Linked DNA regions of Mus musculus: region 2 is linked to region 1. Evidence: chromatin loops called from intact Hi-C (ENCODE). Cell type or tissue: heart. All regions are shown on one strand.

Region 1 (8,000 bases):
TTTATTACAAAACAGTGTAAGATTGTTAAAATAGTAGAAATGCCTATTAATGAGATTGACAGACAAGAAATAAACCGTGCTATTTGTAGTTTACTGAATTTTGACAAGTGCACCTCAACAACACCAATGGGAGAAAGCAGACTTTTCAACAAATTGTTCTGGGTAAACTGAACATACAGTGCCACAATATTAAGCTCAGATTCTCTTCCTATACACAGTAACCGACTCAGGCTGGGTAGGGAGGTTTGTTCTTAACAGCACTAAGGAGGCAAAGGCAGGCAGATCTCGGCGAGTTTGAGGCCAGCTTAGTCTATAAGGTGAGTTCCAGGACAGCTATGGCTGTGTTCTGGTGGGAGGGGAAATCATGCAATTTGTGGGAGTTGGTTTTCTTCTGGGGATGGAACTCAGATTTGGTGGCAAGTGCCCTCTCTCCCTGATCCATTCTGCAAGTCCCATGGCCACCTTTCTCCTTTAATCAATAGTGCTTTAGAAATCTGGTCAAAGACCAGTTTTGTTTGTTTGTTGTTTGTTGTTGTAAGGTTCTGTTAGGAGAAGGACTGCAAGCCCCTGTAATAGCACTGACATTCTCTAAGATGGTGGAGAGTGGTTCGCGGAGGTAAAGACAGCAGAGAGATCTCTCTCTGTGCTTATATGGATCTTTCATCCAAAGACAGAAATGCCAAGCTGTTAGTATTACAGATGTTGAAATCACATGATTATGGTTTTAGTCACCCCACCACAGAATTTGCTCTTGATTTAGATAATTTGAGTTATTAAGGCAAGGCTACCACACCCTTGGTGAGGCCATGCTCAACCAGGCTCCCTCCTGAAGCATGGGAGCCCTGAGCATCTCAAGATACGCTCAACCCTTGGGAGGTCCTGCCTTGTTCTTCTACTGAGCATGTGCATTTTATTTAAAGACTTTAAAACTAAAATAGGATTACATATTTTCCCCTCTGCCACCCATCCCTTGTTGAATGTGTGGGTTTTCAAAGACAACGGTTATCCTAAAACAAGCCAACCTAGAGGACTGTAGCCGAGAAAGTAGTCCTAGAGTGACATCCACTGGCCACAGGACCTTAGTGACAGGGTGACAGTGTCAGGACTCCAATAAGCATTTCAGGAATGCTCCAAAGATCTGAGCATGTCCATCCCAGACTGAATGATTTCCACTTTAAAAAAACTTTCAGCTATTATTGTCGGGGGGGGGGGGCGAAGACAGAGGCTGATGGCTCCCTGGGGCTCCCTGGCTGGCTAGCCTTGCCTACTTGGCAAATTTCCAGCCAGTAAAAGACTCTATTTAAGTCAGGCAGTGGTGGTTCTTGCCTTTGATCCTAGGAGAGGGAAATGGGGAGAGGCAGAGGCAGAGGCAGAGGCAGAGGCAGAGGCAGAGGCAGAGGCAGAGGCAGAGGCAGAGGCAGAGGCAGAGGCAGAGGCAGAGGCAGAGGCAGAGGCAGAGGCAGAGGCAGAGGCAGAGGCAGAGGCAGAGGCAGAGGCAGAGGCAGAGGCAGAGGCAGAGGCAGAGGCAGAGGCAGAGGCAGAGGCAGATCTCTGTGAGTTTGAGGATAGCCTAGCCTACAGAGTGAGTTCCAGTACAGCCAAAGAAGGCTACACAGAGAGAAAGCCTGTCTTAACAAAATAAAAGAAAACCAACCAGCAAACCAAACAAACAAGCAAAACAGACACACACACACACACACACACACACACACACACACACACACACACACAAAGATGCCTGAAAACTGTGAAGAATGTGACAGCCAGAGTGGTCTCTGGAGTTTATGTTCACGTGCACATATGTGTATCTTCACACCCAAACATTTACATGTGTGCACTTAATCTGTTATCAGTCATTACAGACATTCTCTACTTCTGGAAACATATACCGCATGTGCATTACAGATTAGCAAACGTCCAAAAGCATCACACTTTCTTCCTTTAGAGTGTGGGAAAACAGAGGTTTTCTTTGAACTTGTCATAGGTGTAGGGTTTTAATTTCATAACTTGTTAGTATGTGGAGTAGCTGCTTGAGCAGTTTAGGTTCCCACCAACGGCGTGAAAGGCTCCTTTCCCACCCCCTCACTTGCATCTGCTGTCATTGTTATCTCATTAAAAACACCTTCTTTTTTAATTCGATGGATATGTGTGTATGTTGGGGGGGTGTTTGCACGAGTTCAGCATCCCCAGAGGGCATCAGAGTCCCTGCAGCTGCCATTACAAGGGGTTGTGAGCTGCCAGTCTTGGAAACTGAACTTTGGTCCACTGAAAGAGCAGCATACTCTCTTAACTTCGGAGCCATTTCTCCAGCCCAGTTGATGTTGGTGATAACCTCCCAGACTGGAACCCAAAGCGCACAACCTTGAGTGTCAGTCCTCACCTCGAGCCACTACTCTTGACCACTAATGTGTGAGCCAGGCCAGCTGCCTGAGAGCTCCTGCGACTCTGTCTTTGCCTCACATCTTGCCTTAGTAATGCTGGAATGACAGATGTGCACATCACATGGGTTATATGAAGGCAAACTAAGTTCCCTATGTTTGTGTGGCACTTTAGCCGCTCAGCCATTTCACTGGCCCAGTGGAATCTTGATGTAATTTTAGTTTTCATTTTCCTGATGGCTAAAGTGTTGACCTTTTATTTAGGGATTACTTGCTGGGCATTTTGGCTTGTTCTGAGAATCGCCTGTTCTATTACTTTGTTCATTTATTGATTTGGCTGTTTGTGTGTGGGTGCTTTATTTTTTCCAGTTTAAAAAATATACATTCTGAATACTAATTCCGTGTGATCTAAATATCTCGCAAAGATTTATGTCCCCCATTCTTGGGCTCAGCATTACGGTGATTGTTCCATAGAAGCTGTTTTATTTCATGTGACCTCATTTGCTAATATTTGAAATTAATTCTTGAGTGAATTGAAGTCCTATTTTAAAAATCACTATGTATGGAATGCTTCCCATATATGTTCCTCTAGTGGTTTCAAGGTCTTAAAGGTTTCTAATCTATTGAATTATTTCCATACAGGGAAAGAGATAGGAATCTAATTTCAATATTATGCATCTGGCTGTCCAGCTTACCCACCACTGTCTGTTAGAGGGACTCTCTTTTCTCCAACATGTTCTGGGCCCATTGTGTAGGCGCAGGAGTCTGCAGCTAAGTGGGCTTATTTATAGGTTTTCTAGCTTATTGGTCTACCTCTCTGCTTTTGTTCCAGTACCATGCTAAAATGGTGATTTTCATAACACAAAATGCTGCAGCACTTCCAACAAGAAAATTTGGCAATATTTAGCAAAGTTCATTTTTTACTCTAATGCATGAATCCCTCCTTAGCCTAAAAAAAAAAAAGCCCACAATTCCTTCAGATAATAGAACAGTTATCGTACTCAAGATTATTGCAAAACATATTTTGTAATAACAGAACCCTGGAGATGTGCCAACTGCATCGCAATTCGGGACAAATGTGTTTGATGATATGGGATGGGGTGGAAGAATATGGAAAGGTGTATAAGCTGGTAAGAGTGAGGGAAACCTCTGTGAAATCTTATAGAACATTTCTCAATAGAAGTTAGGTAGACAACTGATACTGCTGCTTTTGGACAGGGCTTGATATACAGCCCTGCCTGGCTTTGAAATGTTGCTCCTCACCCCTCTCCTTTTTAAAGGCCTAAAGCAGGAACCAATTACGATGTTTAGCTTTGAAGCTTGGGGGAGGAATGGTGGAGGTGAGAACCGAACCGGACCGAACCGAAGGCTTCTCAGGTCAAGCAGATCACCAGCCTTTCTGACATGCTCGACAAACCAGGTCACTTAATGTGTACATATGCTGAAATACGTACAGATCAGAGGGTGATAACCGTGCGTGTGGGGTTAGGAGGGGGAGGAGTTGAACCATACGTAACTCTGCACTGTTGCAATTCTTATATTCTGACAAAACCATGCTAAGGGAGGAGACATTTATTTTGGCTCACAGTTTGAAGGGATGCAGTCTGTCATGGCAAGGAAGGCATGGTGTCTGCAGTGGTTAGCCAGACACTGGCAGCTTCTCATGATAAGAGCAAGGGACCCTAAATAGTCACCACCTTTAAGGTTTTCCCCAGTCATTAGCTTCTGCTACTAGGCTACACAGCCCAAACACTCTATGAAATGTCACAGAACCAAAGTTCATTTTTTTTACTCTAATGCATGAATTCCTCCTTAGCCAAAAAAAAAAAAATCACATTTTTTTTTTTTTTTAAGGAGTGGGTGGCAGCAGTGGACCAGGGGCTAGCGAGTCCCTTGTGCTCATCTGCTGATGGGCGCATGCTGGATTTAAAGCCGGGCGGGCGTCATTTCTGAATAGTCCCTCTCTGTCTCTCTGTTCTGACAAGCTGTGTTGGCACCACTTGGGGAATGTCCCAGTTGTAAAATATGCTCTGTAGAGGAGTGTTCCTATCTCCTAATGCTGACATTCCAGTGGCATTAAAAATAACCTTCTCATCCCAGAGGTCTGTGTTTGTGCGCGCGTGCGCGCGCGGGTGTGAAAGCCTGTGTTGTGAAGCTATACTCCTGCTTAGTAGCCTTTTGGCCAGCGAGGAAGGTGGAGCCCCTCCCTTTGGATGTCTTTCCTGCGCCATCTACTGGCAGAGGTGAACATTGTACCGTTGGCAAAGGAACACAACATTTTAGGCAGCTTGGGAAAGGGTAATGTTGGGAGCAGACAGTAAATCCAAAATCCACGTGGAGCGTGGTTATTGATACTCAACATAGCTGTTCCTGAATCAGGTTTGTCCTCCTTTTCAGTTTGTGATTCACAAATATAAATGCACCGTTATTATTGCTTGATTTATAATGATGCATTTCTGTTACTCAGCTAAAAGGCTTCTTTAAAAACTTTCCAGTTAGGGTTTGGCAAAATGTCTTAAAGAGTAGAGGGACTTGCTGTCAAGCACGACGACCTGGGATTCATCGCCAGAACACACACGCTGGAAGAAGAGAACCGACTTCTGCAAACTGTCACCCTACCACACACTCATTTATAAATAAGTGCATAAAGCAACTGTAAACATTCAAATAGAACCATTCATGATAACCTGTTTTTCTGATTCTCTCATCCCTTATAGGGGAGGAAAAATACAATGTGTTTACTTTCTGCAGTTGACTTTAATGCAGACTTCCATGCATGTGGGCGGGGAGACCAGCAGATAGCCATATAGTTAACACACAGATAGATGCATGCAAAACAGGAGAGAAAACAAATCCTAGTGGATGGGAAGGGGGCCATGGACACAGAACAGTCATAAAAGGCATTTGAAAAGTAGATTTATTAAAATAAATTTATATTTACTTATTAAAATAAATTTATTAATATAAGTTTGGTCATTTGTGTTAGATATTGAGTGTGCTATTTTATCCCCAGCATGATATATGGGGATGTGAAATACTCCCTACAGGCTTATGTGTCTGAAGACTTCATCCCCAGTTTGTTGGCATTGTTTTGGTTCTGTGACATTTCATAGAGTGTTTGGGCTGTGTGGCCTAGTAGCAGAAGTTAATGACTGGGGAAAACCTTAAAGGTGGTGACTATTTAGGGTCCCTTGCTCTTATCATGAGAAGCTGCCGGTGTCTGGCTAACCACTGCAGACACCATGCCTTCCTTGCCATGACAGACTGCATCCCTTCAAACTGTGAGCCAAAATAAATGTCTCCTCCCATAGCATGGTTTTGTCAGACATCTGGTCATACAATAAGGAAAGTAACTAACACGGTACCTGTTTTTATTCCCAACATGCCAGCCTTTCTGGTCTTCAGGACAAACCAATTGTGTATCTTCCAAGGTAGATAACTTCCCTCTCTTCCTCTTAAAACCTTTTTTCTTTTTTTGGGAAATGTTATGCATGCATGTTTTGCCTGCATGTATGTATTGTACCACATGCATACCTGGTGCTGGTAGAGGAAGAGGGCACTGGATCCCTGGAACTGGAGTTACAGAACAGATGGTTGTAAGCCATGATGTGCATGCTGGGAACTGACCCTAGGTCCTGTTCAAGAGCGGCAAGTGATCTTAACAACTGGTCCACCTCCCTGCCACTCTCCCTTCACCAGCTTTTCAAACTAGATAAGAGGAACATGCTGCCACTCTGGCGGTCTCTGCATTATAAACATATATTCCGCCATACATATTAATCCCACGTACGTTACACAAGTTTCTGTTGCTGTGAGAGATTCAGCTGGGCAGAGGAACAGTCTCTGGGACATCTTTCATGGCTGATTTGCTCTGTCACATTGCAGTTTGTGATGAGGCTGAAACACTGTGGTGGGACAGAGTGGTAGAGGAGAGCGGCTCATCTTGTGGTGGCCAAATGTCAGGGGAGAGGGAAGGATGTGGGGGAGGGGGGGAGAAGGGAAGAGAGCAGAGGGGTCTGGGGCTCGATGTATTCCCAAGGGCAGTACCCCAGGTAGACACTCCCTTAACTATGTCCGTGCTGTTTCCCCTGTATATCTTTCCCTGCAAAATTCACAATTCCATTTATCTTAAAGACTGAATACATTTCCATCTGATGTATGTACATTTTATTCACTCATTCACTCATTGATAGGCATCTAGGCTTTTTCCAGCTATTGTAAATAGAGCAACAGTAAATGTGGATGTATAAGCAGCTCTGGGTGTGCTGAGTTAGATTCTTTAGGACATGTGTCTAAGACTGCTATAGTTGGATCACGGGGTAGTTCTAGTTTTATTTTAAAAATTCCCATATTGGTCTCCATAAAAATCTTTGCATATTGATGCACTCCAGCAGCTCATCGATGGGGTAGGTGTTGGGGTGCGCTGATTCAAAGCCCTGGATCTGGGCCTGAGAGGTATCTGAGCTGGTCAGCCTGCTCACACTCTCAAGCCTTTGGGGTTGACTCACAAGTAGCCTCCACAACCAGAACCAGTTTTATCCTGTTGTCCAGGCAAGGTGCAGGACCAGCTCTCCTGGGTGCTGAAGCCAGGAAGGGACAAGGCTAGTTCTTCCACTCTCAAGATCCTTGGATAGCTTTCCTACCTGCCATAGGTGGTGAGGGCAAAAAGGAGGGGAAGGGACCACACAGCAGACAAGAGGCAGGACTGCCTCTCCCATGCTCAGGCCCACAGACCAGTTTGCCCATTCTCCCGACACTAGGGTCAGTTCTATTGTGCTGTCCAGGCAAGATGCAGGGCCTACTCCTGAGTGCTGCAGCTGGTGAGGGGCGGGACCAGTTCTGCTCTCATGACGTGCCCGCTCTACCTGTCGGGAGCCATTTTGCCTGCTTCTATCAGGCAGGGTCAAGGCAGGCCAGGGTCGGCTGGCAGATTTCCTGGCCTGTTGATGAATGAAATGATAAGGGGATATACTTGAAACTCAAGGCGAGGGGCTGGATGTCCTGCTAATCTTGGAGGAAAGAACAAGGAGGCCTCTGGATGGGTATAAATATCTAGTGTACATCAGCCATTGTCTATGCTGGCTTGTGACTTTGTTTCCCACAATACTATAAAGTATGTAAAGGTTATGAGAAACACATTTGGGGCTGGCACAGTATAGACCTGCAGCCCTCCCGATCTCTAACCCTTGTCTCTGAGTCTTCCTTTTCTATAATCCTCTCACTCTCCCCTCAGATGACAGGGACTCTGCCACAGACGGGACTCTGCCACAGACGGGACTCAGTGGGTCCTCCTCAATCCGTGCGAATCAAGGCCTCGACCAGATGGGCATAGAATCGGAGGGTGACAAACAGAGATGACATGAGAGAGTGTGTTGTCACAAAGTGAACACCAGTCTTATATAATACAGAAAACAAAGGGGTAGGATGTCACAGCAGGCAAAGTACATTGAAGTATCTGACACAAAACAGAGGAATGACTTGAAAAGGACTTGAAAGAACCAGGTAATATTTACAATAAAGATAAAACAGCCCTGCCAAGGGTCAGCTAATGACAGGTAAGGATTTCACACCTTATTCACAATTTGTGCTACTCCTTTGAGCCTTATGAAAGCTAGCACCAGG
Region 2 (8,000 bases), 54 kb before region 1:
ACTCTAGCTGCATATGTATCAAAAGATGGCCTAGTCGGCTATCACTGGAAAGAGAGGCCCATTGGACTTGCAAACTTTATATGCCCCAGTACAGGGGAATGCCAGGGCCAAAAAGTGGGAGTGGGTGGGTAGGGGAGAGGGGGGAGGGTATGGGGGACTTTTGGGATAGCATTGGAAATGTAAATGAGGAAAATACCCAATAAAAATATTTAAAAAAAAAGTCAGGTCAGAACAGCACCTGGTCCAGGAAGTTAGACAGAAGACAGGCGGTTACAATAAAATACTGCCAGTTTCAAGATCGAAGCAAAGGGAGCGAGGGCAGCCAGTTCCCAAGAACTATAATGCCTGGTAATGTCGGGAAGTATTTTAAAGGGCCTCGGGACTGGTGTGCTTGGGCAAAAAAATGTCCCTATAGACATTGTTATGAAATGGTATTTCCCCAGGGTCACTCACTAATTATATGGATTGATAAGATTACCCTAGTTTATTTTGGAGACAGATGTGACTCAGATGGCTTTGAGCATAAGAGACAGAACCACGAACCAAGAGCACAGTTGACACCAAGAAGAGGCAAGGCAATGGGGCTTCCCCTAGGTTCCCAGGGCAATGGAGGCCCTGGGACACTTTGCTGTCAGCCCAGTGTGACCCATGTTCAACCTCTGACCTCCAGAACTACAAGTGAATCTATTTCATGTTTCAAACCCACTAGCATTATGGTAACTTGTCATATGGTGGTAAGAAGAAACAGAGAAAATTAGTTGTGATCCCTAATGTAATCTTCGCTGTGGACACGTGCGCTGGGTGAGCCTGTGGATTCGCATTCATCTTCTGTGCAAGTACACACACGCTTCTCTTTCGTAACTGGATTCTAGGGGCGGATATGCCCTGAACAACCATAACAAATAACCCAGACTAGACACTTGTTATGCCTACTAGCCTTAACCAGCTTGGCTCTCTTATTTAATAAACATTCTCCGGGTGAGCTGCCACTGCCCTGCCTGCATGTGTGCACATCTAAGCACGGAATGACTCACTGCTAAGCAGTCATTGTAACTGTGTATTATTAAAGATCACTCTTTTAGGCATTGAGTATTTGCGTTCAGTTTCCAGTAGCACCATTCTGAGCCTTAAAGGAAGACTCTAGGGCCCCGTGTAGATCGATCACTCCACCCCCACTAGGTTTTATGTGGAGCACTACCAACACCACGTAAATACAAACATCCTGGTCTTACACGTAGGAAACCAAATTAAAGCGTTGTGGACAGGAGGGGGGGCATAGAAACAAAGCCAACTTATTATGGAATGGTTGAGGATGTGCCCACTAGCTAGCTCGTCTGGGTACAGTTAGCTTAGGCAAAATTGGGGGCAAATTGCAAAGAAAGCCAGGCAAAATTTTTACCCCTGCTGACGTTCCACACTCAATGCAGACCCAGACTCTGCCCTCTGGGAGCTGGAATGATGGGGCAAAGACTATACTGTGCCTAAGCATGGTCATGTCAGGGCAGGAGTGTGCTACCTCTCTGCTCTGTGTTACAGTGTCTCCCCCACCAGGCAGGGTGCAGGTCTGAAGTGAACATGGTCCACACAGGGGTGCCTCTGATTTGGCTGTTGTCTTGTGAAGGTCCTAAAAGCGGTAAAGAGCTTTCTTTCAGTGAAAGAAAACACTCCTTCGCTTTCCTCTTGTATTATCTTCCCTCCTGCGTATGCACCGCAGCCTCTTGAGGTCCCCAGTGTTAGCTTCCATGTAATGCGTTCTACATAATGCACTGCTTTCCTATTCTTAAGACTGACCCTGAATTATTGACATTAATGGAGGCAAGCCTTCAAGAGGAGCCGTGATTAGGTGTCTGATACTGGACTAAAGTGCTCCGCAGATGGAAAAGTGGTGAGGCTCTTTCTTAGTGGAGTATGTGCACTTGGCGCTGTATGGCCCCGGGGACACATTTTGCTCCTGCTTCAGATCCATGCTACTTTGAATCCTGGAAGTACAGCCACTGCTCTACCTCCTGGCCTGACAAGGGTGGCCTGATGGCTTGCCTACATACCTACGGGCTAGCCACTCGCCATTCACTTACTGCCTAGTTAGAAATCTAATGTTGGGTGAGCGGTGAAGAATAGGCATACAAGTGTGTCAAGGCCATTGGCCATATTTGCTTCCTACTGCTTAGAGACCATGACCAAAAGCAACTTGGGGAGGAAAGGATTTCTCTGGTTTACACTTTCCCAGAGCAGTCTCTCGCTGCGGGAAGCCGAGGCAGGAACTCAAGCAAAGGTCGCAGGGCTTTACTGGCTCCCTATGGGTTGCTCAGCACCCACTGTTTTTTTTTAAAAAAAAACACAACCTGAGACCACCTGCCCAGGGGCTGGACCTTTCCACATCAATCATTAACCAAGAAAACAACCCCCAGAGACTTAGCTATTGGTGGATCTGACGAAGACATTGTTCTCAGTTGGGGTTCCTTCTTACTTCCTTTTGGTCAAAAGATGACAAAAGCAAACCAAACCACTGCCACCACCACCACCACCACCACCACCACCAACAACAACAACAACAACAACAACAAGCTAGCAAGCACACTCACAAAATCCAAGTTAAATGCTCCAGAAAGAATTGATGAAGTTGTCTCTTTAACTCTTGCTGTTTTGAGCGAGCCAGGATTGTGGAGGAAGGGGAAAGGGAGGCTGGAGGGTTGGGCATCCCACCCTCTGCAAGCACACACCCCGCTGGCAGGGAACCATAACTGACACTGAAATGATGTGCTATGGACATGCTTGCTTGCTAGGAAAACCCCATGGAGTTCTAGTTAAAGGACCCTCCATAAATATAAAAGGACCCATTTATACTCACTGGTTTTTATTGCCCTTCTCCCACTACACCTTGCCTGTCTGTTTGCATTGTGTCTGGTCTGGGATAAGAAATGGGTGTTTGTCAATTCCCCCAAATCAGCTGATCCCAGAATGAGTTGACTTTCTTAGGAAGTATATGCCCAGGAGACTGTGCTCAAATCCCCCAAATTTCAGTGAAAGCAATATTTCTAGTAATGGAAAAAGCACCCTGGGCCTGATCCAGGACAACCAGTACCTAAGAACTTCCACTACTGCCTGGAATCTTCCCCACACCCACTGTGGTCCTGAGGCTGTGCTGTGTGGTAGCAGGAAAGTTGAAAATTTTGATTATGAATAGGTAGTGTATGGCCAGGAGCAAGGTGACATCAGGCAGGCAGGGATAGCAGAGAACACAGGCAGCTGTAAAGTCTCCTCTGCAATTAGGAACTGAGACCAGGTCCTTGCTCTTTCTTACACCATAATCTGCAGTGATGGCTGCATCTGACCACCAGAGGGCAACAGTGTTTCTAGAATGAGGACTCTGAAGCACTAAAAAGAGAATCGAGGGAATCTTAGAGCTGGAGTCATTTGGGTGCCTGGCTTTCATGCTTTGTTTGTTTTGTTTTGTTTTGTTTTAAGACGAAATATACAGCAAGAACTGCGTCCCTCATCACGACCGAGTTTATGCACATGTTTCTGAAACACGACTCTCTGCTTTTATCATGTGAATACATAGTCTATAGCCCACATTATTTCATTACATAGAACTAAGAATATAGCTCAGTGGTAGGACAGGTGCCTGGGGTATAGACACAATACACACACACACACACACACACACACACACACACACACACACACACACACACACACCAAAACAAAACAAAACAAAAAAAGGAAACAGCAGCACCTGCTTCAGATTCCAGGAAGCCAGTCCTGGTTTCTCCATTCTCACAGAGCCTTGCAGGCCCTTGCCAGATGTCTATCACTTCAACACTGGCCTGCTTGATCGTCTTTAAGGGTGGAGTTTTAGTAACCTTTGAAGGAAAACAATTTCACTGGATTTGTGGAAGAACTTGATTCCTGGCACACTGGCCTCTTTTCCTTGGCTCCTGCAGTCACATAAGTGTTAAATTATCAGCGAGGTTAAGGGGAAATGTAACATTGTTTCTCATAGCCTTGAGTTCCAAGTTTATCTGTGTTCACGCGCATACACCACCATTTGGGATGAGCTAGGGTCACCTTGAAGTGACCACTACAGATGCTGAACAGCACCCAAGCTCCTGCTGACACGAAAGGAGTGAGCTCTCCTTCAGATGTTGAGAGCTAGCTGCTTTTGTAAGGATGCCAAGGGGTAGCTGAAAAAGCCCAGAAATGCTAGGTATTTTAGGAGTTTAAAAAAAAATGACATTTATTATGTGTGTGCATGCATGCTGTAGCAGGCACGTGGAAGTCAAAGGACAACTTGGGGGAGTCAGGTCTCTTCATCCACCTCCTGGTCAGAGGATCAAACTCACAAGCTTGCCAGCAGGCACCTTTACCCAACGACTGTCTCACTAGTTCTATTTTATGATTTTTTTAAAAATCATATTGGATTGAAAGAAAATAATCCCTGGTATTTGAAAATTGGTGAACTTTGTCCGTCTGGGTTTGTTTGTTTGTTTGTCTGTTTGTTTTAATAGAGAATTCTCCCCCCCCCCACCCCCCAATAACGAGGGAGGTTGTCATCAGGGCTCCTCTTTCCTCAAAGAAGAGGACAAGATCTTAAGTTGTGACTTCATTTCTCCGGTGAACTAGTAAAGGCTGGATGGAGCCTGGAGTAGAGACTGTCCCTGAGACAGTAAAGATTGTTTTGCTGTTGCTGTTTATTTAACACTCACAGTAGTTTGCCTTTTTCTAGAAATAAGGAAATAAGGCTGAGAGTTACGAAGGTGATTCACATCATCTGATGCTACACGGAGGATGGTCTTTATCATCACACCAATTTAAATCTTATGCTCCACTCTACAGAAGATGCAAGGCTGCGGATCTGTGGCTTTGTGGAACACCCCGGGAGCCTCATTGCCTCGGGATTCCGCAGTTGTGTAACTTTAAAAATCTGTTTAATGAAGAGAGCAACACATCTACAGCCACTGTCCGGAAATCAGCAAGCGATCTAGGAGCTGAAAAGTTTCGATCGCCCTTTCAGTTATGCAGAAGACGGCGGCCCTGTCACTCCCTAGTTAGATTAAGAAGATACCAGAACTGAATGGTCCCTGGTCAGACCCCTGAGTAACCTTTACCACTTTATCCCGAAGCCTTGCACTGGTGGCCTGCCATGAACAACGAAACTCTAGAAACGTGTCTGCGATGTAGAGAGCTGGCTTAGCTTTTGTACACACACACCTCCCCTACTTTGGTAGGAGCCATAGAGTCTAAGCCATGAGTAGACTGGGTACACAGTGCGCATGCCAACACCCACACTGGGTACCCCGACCAGGGGCTGTTATTCATGGGACCTTTTTTCTTAGGTTCTCAAACACGCTAAGTATTTCTGGCCTCAGAAATACCGGAAAGGCAGAGGCAGCGTTGGAGGGCTCCGCGCCTCTCGCGCGACACAAGCTCAGGCTGGGAACGCTGCGGTCCCCGAGCGTGTCCCGCCGCGTCGCGGCTCACTCACCCACGCGCGGCCCTCCTGCACGGTGGCCAGCACCCGTAGCGCGCTGGGCGAGCCCGCGCGGAAGTTGAAGAAGTGCAGCGCAGCGCGCGCCGCCAGCTGCAGGATCCCGCGTGGCAGCCCCACGGCCGCGGGCTGCCGGGGGACTTCGGTGTATTCCAGGTCCGCGGGCTCAGTGACAGCAGCGGCCAGTGCGAGGCTCGGCAGCAGCCAGAGGCTCAGCAACAGCGCTGGCATCGGGGGTTGACGGGGCTGCATGGACACGGGCGGCAGGGGCCCACGGGGCTGCGTGGATGGGGAAAGCTGGCGCTGAGCTCCCTGGACCCGGTTCGCAGTGCTCACGGAAATAGGCCACGGCGGCCACTCCCCTCCGCCCCCGGGTCGCCGCCCTTCCTCGCCTCCCTGTCCAAGCAGAAGGACCAGAAGGCGCCTCCGGGAGAGCGGGTCATGTCCCATGTCCCCATGACGCGGTGAGAGGGGACATGGGACAGTGGGGCGCCTCCTTGAGGGCACACTCCGACTCCAACTCTGGGAACTTAGCTTGTCGCCTGCGGCTGCTGCAATTTCACAACCCTCAGGTCTTAGAACCCACTCCAAAGGTTAGTTGAGGTGAAAGAGGAGACGGGTGGTGACAGGGACCAGTGGCCTTGGCCTTGATGGGGAATTTGAGAAGAGGCAGCTGGAAACAGGGAAAGTGTGCAGAGGGCGGGAGCAGGTAGTGAGCACCTGCAGGCCAGGTAGGGAGGAGGGGCGGTGGGCGACCGGACAGAGGTTTTGAGAATCAAGTAAATTAATTAATACTGGAGAGGGGCCTTGGGTTGAAGCCAGATTCCAGTGGCGTGAGGTGTGGAATCAACGCGTCACTGAAGGCAAGAGGTGGCTACTATTTTCTAAACCACAGGTAAGAGAAAGCCCTTTAGGGACCTGTGAGGTGGCTCAGTGAGTAAAGGTGCTAGCCACCAAGCCCGATGACTGGAGTCTTGCCAGGACCAATGTAGTGAACAGAGAGAACATACTCAAGCAAGTTGTCCTACGACCACCACCCACCCACCTACCTACGTACAACATAACAAATTAAATAATAAATGAAATGAAATGTAAGAGAGACAGAACAACCGGAGATACCCAGGGGTCTAGCCCACCTCATCAGCAGCAGTCGCTATCCTGAAGGACCAAAGAATGATTGAGACCCATTTGTTAACTACTGCTTGTGAAGCTGGGAGACACCTGTGGAACAAAGGGAGCAGTTGGCTGGGTATCTTTCCTGCCATCCCAGCCTGCAGCCTACTGCCTGCCATCTGCCTTAGACTCCAGTGCTCAAAGACGGGATTCTGGAAGGAGCCATCCTATGATCACCAAGCCATAGGCCTGTGGACAAAGAGAAACTGTCTAAACGATACTCCCCCCTGTTGCCCATCTGTGGACTGTCTTTCCTTCTGCAGATTTACGAAACACCTGGGTCATGGGGAGATGAGGATGAGCAACCAGATAAACATCTGGAGCACACCTACAGTCGATGAGCCAAGGGAACGTGTCCTGTGCTGTTTGCAATAGCATGCTCTGCAGAAAATTGAGGAGGGAGCCAGAAGCCTTAAGATGGTGACTTAACCCAGGTCAGGGCTGGCAGTCATATCAAGAGGGGACAGCAGAATCATTGGGGTAGGTGGAGTATTTCAAAAAGGCCCACATATCCTTTGTTTCCATTTTCTTTCCCTCTCTCACCCTGCCCCTGGACTAACCATGGTCAGTACCCATATGGTCACTTAGGAAGCAAAGTGGACATCAGCTGTCAGAAAACATGTGCTTCCTAGTGTACATAAGAGGCCAGGATACCTGTTCCCACTCCTGCCACAAATGCCAATGAGCAGAGATGGGTTGAATATTATGTTGCACTTTGTATAGAAAGGCAGGCAACCAGAGAAGGCAGTGGATAGACATCCTTAGGAAAAGCTGCCTTCCATCTCACCGAGCCAGGAGGAGGAGAACAAGGCAGACAATTATCCTGGAGCTGCCATGCCCCTCTGCTCACAGGGACAGTCACATCTTTGAGATTAGAGATGCCTGCCCCCCCCCCCCCCCCCATCATCTTCCCTGAAAGCTTCTCTCATTCTGTAAACATCTAGGCTCAGGAACTTTCCTGGAATATGCAGTGTAGTTGGTGTCTTCTGGAGTCAACCCTCCATTTGTCTAGGGCTGAACTCGGGACAAGTAAACTGGTTCACAGTGTGCATGTACTAAGCTGTTAACATGTACATGCAGATTCTTTTTTGACGTTCACAATTCACTTTGAATTCAAAAGTGTCCCTAGCCATATCGCCTGTCAAGACTTCCCAGTGCCTGCTACATAGTTATGAATGTACCGAATACCTCTGGAAGAACCAACCAGAAACAGTGGTTGCTTTTGGATCATGGAAGTGAGTGGGCTTACAATGTTGGTCTTTTGACCTGAGATAGCACCCCCAGGTTATCCAGAGCCTGGAGCCCCTGCTTGGAGCCCAGATACTTAGGTTGAGCTGAA

Evidence for each region. Hi-C counts contacts between places; a loop is a spot of excess contacts. Peaks named below come from ENCODE experiments on the same cell type or tissue, not always from the same donor. Only the 100,000 strongest peaks of a DNase experiment are listed, where the experiment ranks them.
Region 2: a loop joins it to region 1, with 6 times the contacts of the local background. A loop is called at or near these places in 33 of 42 quality-filtered maps.

The regions. Positions count from the first base shown.
Region 1 is chr3:67,563,874-67,571,873 of GRCm38, forward strand. No RefSeq gene overlaps it. Among named protein-coding and RNA genes, the nearest start is that of Gm25919, 5.4 kb to the right of the region's middle. In heart, CTCF peaks have their summits at 1,064 (motif pointing left) and 4,619 (motif pointing left); a DNase peak (open chromatin) is centred at 4,508; H3K4me3 peaks cover 301 bases; H3K27me3 peaks cover 1,222 bases.
Region 2 is chr3:67,509,676-67,517,675 of GRCm38, forward strand. Rarres1 (retinoic acid receptor responder (tazarotene induced) 1) reads right to left here and starts at 5,848. Exons shown (of 6, transcript NM_001164763.1): 1 at 5,486-5,848. The coding sequence starts at 5,740. It overlaps Gm40067 (a long non-coding RNA gene), which reads left to right and starts at 5,574. Exons shown (of 3, transcript XR_001783859.2): 1 at 5,574-6,081. In heart, CTCF peaks have their summits at 3,334 (motif pointing right) and 5,974 (motif pointing left); DNase peaks (open chromatin) are centred at 3,336 and 5,816; H3K4me3 peaks cover 1,320 bases; H3K27ac peaks cover 665 bases; H3K27me3 peaks cover 2,402 bases.